Linked DNA regions of Homo sapiens: region 2 is linked to region 1. Evidence: chromatin loops called from intact Hi-C (ENCODE). Cell type or tissue: HepG2. All regions are shown on one strand. Each heading gives the region's core, and the rest is flanking DNA. Links, peaks and the distances in the headings are about the cores only.

Region 1 (2,918 bases), core at 321-2,820:
CACATCTGGCTGTAGTCTGAATGTTTGCTTCTGTCACAGCCCCTTTTGCCCTTTGATATTAGCCTGGGAGGAGCAGACTTCCCACTTCTTCATAACACTGACATACTGAGGAAGGCCGATAAGGACTCATGAAGAGCCTGTGACAGGGCAGATTAGCAGGCCAGGGTCTGACCTCAGGGAGTGAATGAGGTCGTAATGAGAAAATGCAGGGGTGAATGGAAAAAGTTAAACTTAGCACTTCTAAGAGACTGAGCTTCATTTCCACATATCATACATGTACCTTCAGCGCTGGAAAATTGTGTGTGCAAAGCTCTGTTTTTATTTTAAATTAGGCTTCCTGTACATATTCATTGTGGGCAATATTAACCTATTTCATTACCTCCTAAATGGCTTGTTCTTTTCTATTTATTTTTATTCTTTTTCCTACTTTTCATCTTTGTTAAACACAAGACCCAGCCTAGAAAAATCCTCATAGATTAGGAGCTGGCAATCCCTGGGTAGGAGGATTAAAGGTAATTTTTTAATTAATTTATTTTTCTTCCCTTTATTATCTTTAACTGATCTGTATTTTTAATGGTTTACAATGAGTATAAATTGTTTTTCATAATTAAAAAACAAATGGTAAAAACCAACAGATGGGCTGGGTGTGGTGGCTCATGCCTATAATCCCAGCACTTTGGGAGGCCTAGGTGGGTGGATCATCTGAGGTCAGGAGTTCGAGACCAGCCTGACCAATATGGTGAAACCCTGTCTCTACTAAAAATACAAAAATTAGCCTGGTGTGGTGGTGTGTGCCTGTAATCCCAACTACTGGGGAGGCTGAGACAGGAGAATTGCTTGAACCTGGGAGGCAGAGGTTGCAGTAAGCCGAGATCATGCCATTCCATTCTAGCCTGGGCAACAGAGGGAGACTCCATCTCAAAAAAAAAAAAAAAAAAAAAAAAAAAAAAAGAAAGAAAGAAAGAAAGAAAGAAAAAGAAAACCCAACAGATGCTGGGGGCAGTGGCTCATGCCTGTAATCCCAGCATTTTGGGAGGCTGAGGCAGGCAGATCACCTGAGGTCAGGAGTTCAAGACCAGCCTGGCCAACATGGTGAAAACCCCGTCTCTACTAGAAATACAAAAATTAGCTGGGCATGGTGGTGGACACCTGTCATCCCAGCTCCTGGGGAGGCTGGGACAGGAGAATTGCTTGAACCTGGGAGGCAAAGGTTGCAGTGAGCCGAGATCATGCCACTGCATTCCAGCCTGGGTGACAAAGTGAGACTCCATCTCAAAAAAAAAAAAAAAAACAGATACCGGGCGCAGTGGCTCATGCCTGTAATCCCAGCATTTTGGGAGGCCGAGGCCGGTGGATCACGGGGTCAGGAGTTCAAGACTAGCCTGGCCAACATGGTGAAACCCCGTCTCTACTAAAAATACAAAAATTAGCCAGGCATGATGGCAGACACCTGTAATACCAGCTACTCAGGTGGCTGAGGTAGGAGAATCACTTGAATCTGGGAGGTGGAGGTTGCAGTGAGCCGAGATTGCGCCACTGCACTCCAGCCTCCAGCCTGGGAGACAAAGCGAGACTCCATCTCAAAAAAAGAAAAAACAACCAACAGATGGGAGGCAGTGAGTTATCTTATTTGAGGATGGTGGCTAAACTGGGTCAAGCTTTGATACACACAAAAGGGGAGGAGGCAATGTGATCACAGAAGCAGAGATGGAGTGATGCAGCTATAAGCAAAGGAATGCCAGCAGCTACCAGAAGCTGGAAGAGTCTCCCCTGGAGCTTCTGGAGACAGCAGGTCCATGGCAACACTTTTTTTTTTTTTTTTTTTGACAGAGTCTTGCTCTGTTGCTTAGGCTGGAGTGCAGTGGTGCGATCTCGGCTTACTGCAACCTCTGCCTCCCAGGTTCAAGCAATTCTCCCACCTCAGCCTCCAGCATAGCTAGGATTACAGGTGCGCACCACCATGCCTGGCTAATTTACATATTTTTAATAGAGGTGGGGTTTCGCCATGTTGGCCAGGATGGTCTCGAACCCCTGACCTCATGTGATCTGCCTGCCTCAGTCTCCCAAAGTGCTGGGATTACAGGCGTGAGCCACCGTGCCCAGCCCATGCCAACACTTTGACTTCAACTCAGTGAAACTGATGTTGAACTTCTAGCTGTAAAAAAAATAAAAAATTTAAAAAAAAAACGCAAAAACAAAAATAACCAAATGAATGGAGCTGGAGGCCATTATCCTTAGCAAACTAATACAGGAACAGAAAACTAAATACTGCATGTTCTCACTTATAAGTGGAAGCTCAATGATGAGAACACATGGACACAAAGAGGGGAACAACAGACACTGGGACCCACCTGAGGTGGGAGGAGGGAGAGGAGCAGAAGAAATAACTATTGTGTAGCAGGCTTAATACCTGGGTAATGAAATGATCTATACAACAAACCCCCGTGACATGAGTTTACCCATATAATAAACCTGCACATGTACTTCTGAACCTAAAATAAGTTTTCATAAAAGAATATGTTTCTGGGCCGGGTGCAGTGACTCACGCCTGTAATCCCAGCAGTTTGGGAGGCCGAGGGGGGCGGATCACGAGGTCAGGAGATCGAGACCATGCTGGCTAACGCAGTGAAACCCTGTCTCTACTAAAAATACAAAAAATTAGCCAGGCGTAGTGGCGGGCGCCTGTAGTCCCAGCTACTCGGGAGTCTGAGGCAGGAGAATGGCGTAAACCCGGGAGGCAGAGCTTGCAGTGAGCCGAGCCGAGATTGCACTACTGCACTCCAGCCTGGGTGACAGAGTGAGACTCCATCTCAAAAAAAAAAAAAAAAAAGTTTCTGTTGTTTTAAGCCACCAAATTTGTGGTGATTTGTTGCAGCAGCCACAGAATACTAATACACCTCTCTCCCTCTAAATCAAAC
Region 2 (2,918 bases), core at 326-2,825, 590 kb before region 1:
TACATTGGAAAGCTCCATTATTATACTTTCTCTGAGCTAAGTCAAATAGGTTTCGGCATTTGACTGAATACCATCATTGTTCCTAAATTGTAAGAATTGGTCCCAAGGACTCCCTCCAGTCACTTCTCTTTTTAGAATGCCCCCTAATTCAGCCGTCATCACAATATAGAAGTGTAAAGGCTATAAAGGTATCCTCTCACCCAACTTCACTTATCGATTTAAATCAATACCCCTAACTTGAAAGAAGAAAAAAAAATGCTGATCCAACTAGCCTTCAAATATATATGTGTCCAGTGCCTTACAATTTTCATTTATTGATGGAAGTAATGACTGCTTTTTACACACCAGGGGACAAAATAGGCTATGAAATTAAAATTGCAGGAGAAAATGTAATTTAGGCCTAAGATCTTTAATAGTAACAATCACTAGATTAGTGTGTAGTAATGCAAAGAACCATGGAACAGAAGACTTGCATTCAAGTTTCCACTCTACTTTTTAATGGTTAATGAGCTTGGCCAAGTCACGTCTCTGAGCCTCAGTTTGCTCCACTATAAAATGAAGATATGTAATTCCTCACAGGGGTATGGTGAGAGTCCAGCAAGACATGGACTCATTCTGATGAACACAGAATGGAAGGTCTTAATGGAAATAGTGTATTTCCTGTCAAGCACCAATTGGCTAGCTGTTTGGCTAGATGTTGTGCCGGGGGTTTGAGTAAGTATTCATAGGAATGATGACTAGATAGATAACCTTAGACTGCTTTTTCAAACTAATAGTCTATTAGCCTGCATAATACCAGGAGTATAGAAGATTTAAATTTGAACAAGGGCCGGGCTGGGTGGCTCACGCCTATAATCCCAGCACTTTGGGAGACCGAGGCAGGCGGATCACCTGAGGTCAGGAGTTTGAGACCAGCCTGGCCAACATATAGTGAAACCCCATCTCTACTAAAAATAAGTAAATAAATGAATACAAAAATTAGGTGGGCATGGCAGTGCACGCCTGTAGTCCCAGCTACTTGGGAAGCTGAGGTGGGAGAATCGCTTGAACCCAGGAGTCAGAGGTTGCAGTGAGCTGAGATCGCACCAGTGTACCCCAGCCTGGGCGACAAAGCAAGACTCTGTCTCTCAAAAGAAAAAACAAAGTTTGAACAGGGAAAAAAAAATCTCAGAACTCCTCGCATTCAATTTTATATCTACATTTCCTTCCTCAGTGATCTGATCCCTTCCTATGGGTTTTAATATCACCTATGTAGTGAAGATTCCCAATTTATACCTCCAACCTTGGCCTTCCACCTAAGCTTCTGGCTTGGCTCAGTACCTACCTAACATTCCACTTCAAGGTTTAATAGGTGTCCAAAATATAATAACTCTCAAACAGAGCTTTGATTTTCTTCTCAAACCTGTTCTCAGGTTTACTGAGAACTTGTCTCAGTAAACTTTACTGAGTAAATTTTACTGAGACTTGTCTCAGTAAATGGCACCACTAGCCACCCAGACGCTCAAGACAAACCCTGGGGGCCATCATTCATTCTCTTTCCTTTCCCTCAAATCTAATGCACTAGTTAAGTCCTGTCCATTCCACCTCTAAAATATGCCTAAAATCTGTCCACTTCTTTCTCCACTGGCCCTAGCCACCAACATCTCATTCATTGTTGCCTGTCCCCCTACCCTCATCACAATCTATTCTGACAGAGTAGTCAGAATGATCTTAAAATTTTAGATCAAGTCACTCTATCATTTAAAACCATTCATTATATGCTTCCATCACACTGGGGGGCGGGGTGGTAGGCAAGAAATCCAAGCCCTTATTAAGCCCACATGGTACTCAGGGATTGCTAATTCAAATGTCTACTACTTACAAACTGATGACAGTAAGCTCCATTAAAGTGGCGTGGAAGGGGACAGGAGAGCATAACTGCTCTATGTTGAAAGCAATTGTTATTCAGGAATAATGGCCTGGCATAGTGACATGGCCAATTTGTTTTTTGTGGGTTTTTTTTTTTGACGGAGTCTCGTTCTGTTGTGCAGTGGCACAATCTCGGCTCACTGCAACCTCCGCCTCCCGGGTTCACGCCATTCTGCCTCAGCCTCCTGAGTAGCTGGGACTACAGGCGCCTGCCACCACGCCTGGCTAATTTTTTTGTATTTTTAGTAGAGACAGGGTTTCACCATGTTAACCAGGATGGTCTCATCTCCTGACCTTGTGATCCACTTGCCTCGGACTCCCTAAGTGCTGGGATTACAGGCGTGAGCCACCACACCCGGCCCAAATTTTTTTTTTAACTTAAGAGAAATTGCAAGTCAGGATTGTTTTTTAGTGAAATATCAAAAACACTGTGGGCTGAGTGTGATCTGTGGGCCCCCACCTTGTGACATACCTCTCTGACTTCATCTACTACACATTTCCCCTTAATTCTCTATGTCCCAGTTCACTGGCTAGCTTTCTAGCCATCAGATGTGACATCTCAGGGCTTGTGCACTTGTGGTTTTCTCTGCTTGGAATGTGACTTCAGATAGCATGGCAGTCTTCTCAGTCATTCAGTTCTCAGCTCTAAAGTCCCTTTCTCAGATGGCATAAACAGCCACCCGTCACTCACAATACTTTATGAATTCACTAAACTTATCACTATCTTAAGTTAGCTTGTTTATTTGTATCTAAGTTAACATCTCTCCCCAATAGAATGTAAACTCCATGAGAGCAGGGATTTTGTCTGTCTTAGTTGCAACCTAAAATAATGTCAGACACATAATAGAGCTCGGTAAAGACCTGTTGAATGAATACCACCCACATAGCTGGAAGTTGCTTGGGAAAGTGGCAGAAAGATCAAGCTGACTACAGAAATCAGAACCAGCATAAAAGCCAGTTAGCAGCTTGAACAGAGGGCTGAGGTACTTTTTTCCAACTATGTGTCTTCC

Evidence for each region. Hi-C counts contacts between places; a loop is a spot of excess contacts. Peaks named below come from ENCODE experiments on the same cell type or tissue, not always from the same donor. Only the 100,000 strongest peaks of a DNase experiment are listed, where the experiment ranks them.
Region 2: it touches region 1 in a loop (20-fold over the local background); 5 of 110 quality-filtered maps call a loop at or near these places.

The regions. Positions count from the first base shown.
Region 1 is chr17:35,560,802-35,563,719 of GRCh38, forward strand. SLFN14 (schlafen family member 14) reads right to left here and starts at 18. Exons shown (of 6, transcript NM_001129820.2): 1 at 1-18. In HepG2, for the core only: no CTCF peak of the experiment used is centred there; no DNase peak of the experiment used is centred there.
Region 2 is chr17:34,965,871-34,968,788 of GRCh38, forward strand. No RefSeq gene overlaps it. Among named protein-coding and RNA genes, the nearest start is that of ZNF830, 5.8 kb to the left of the region's middle. In HepG2, for the core only: no CTCF peak of the experiment used is centred there; no DNase peak of the experiment used is centred there.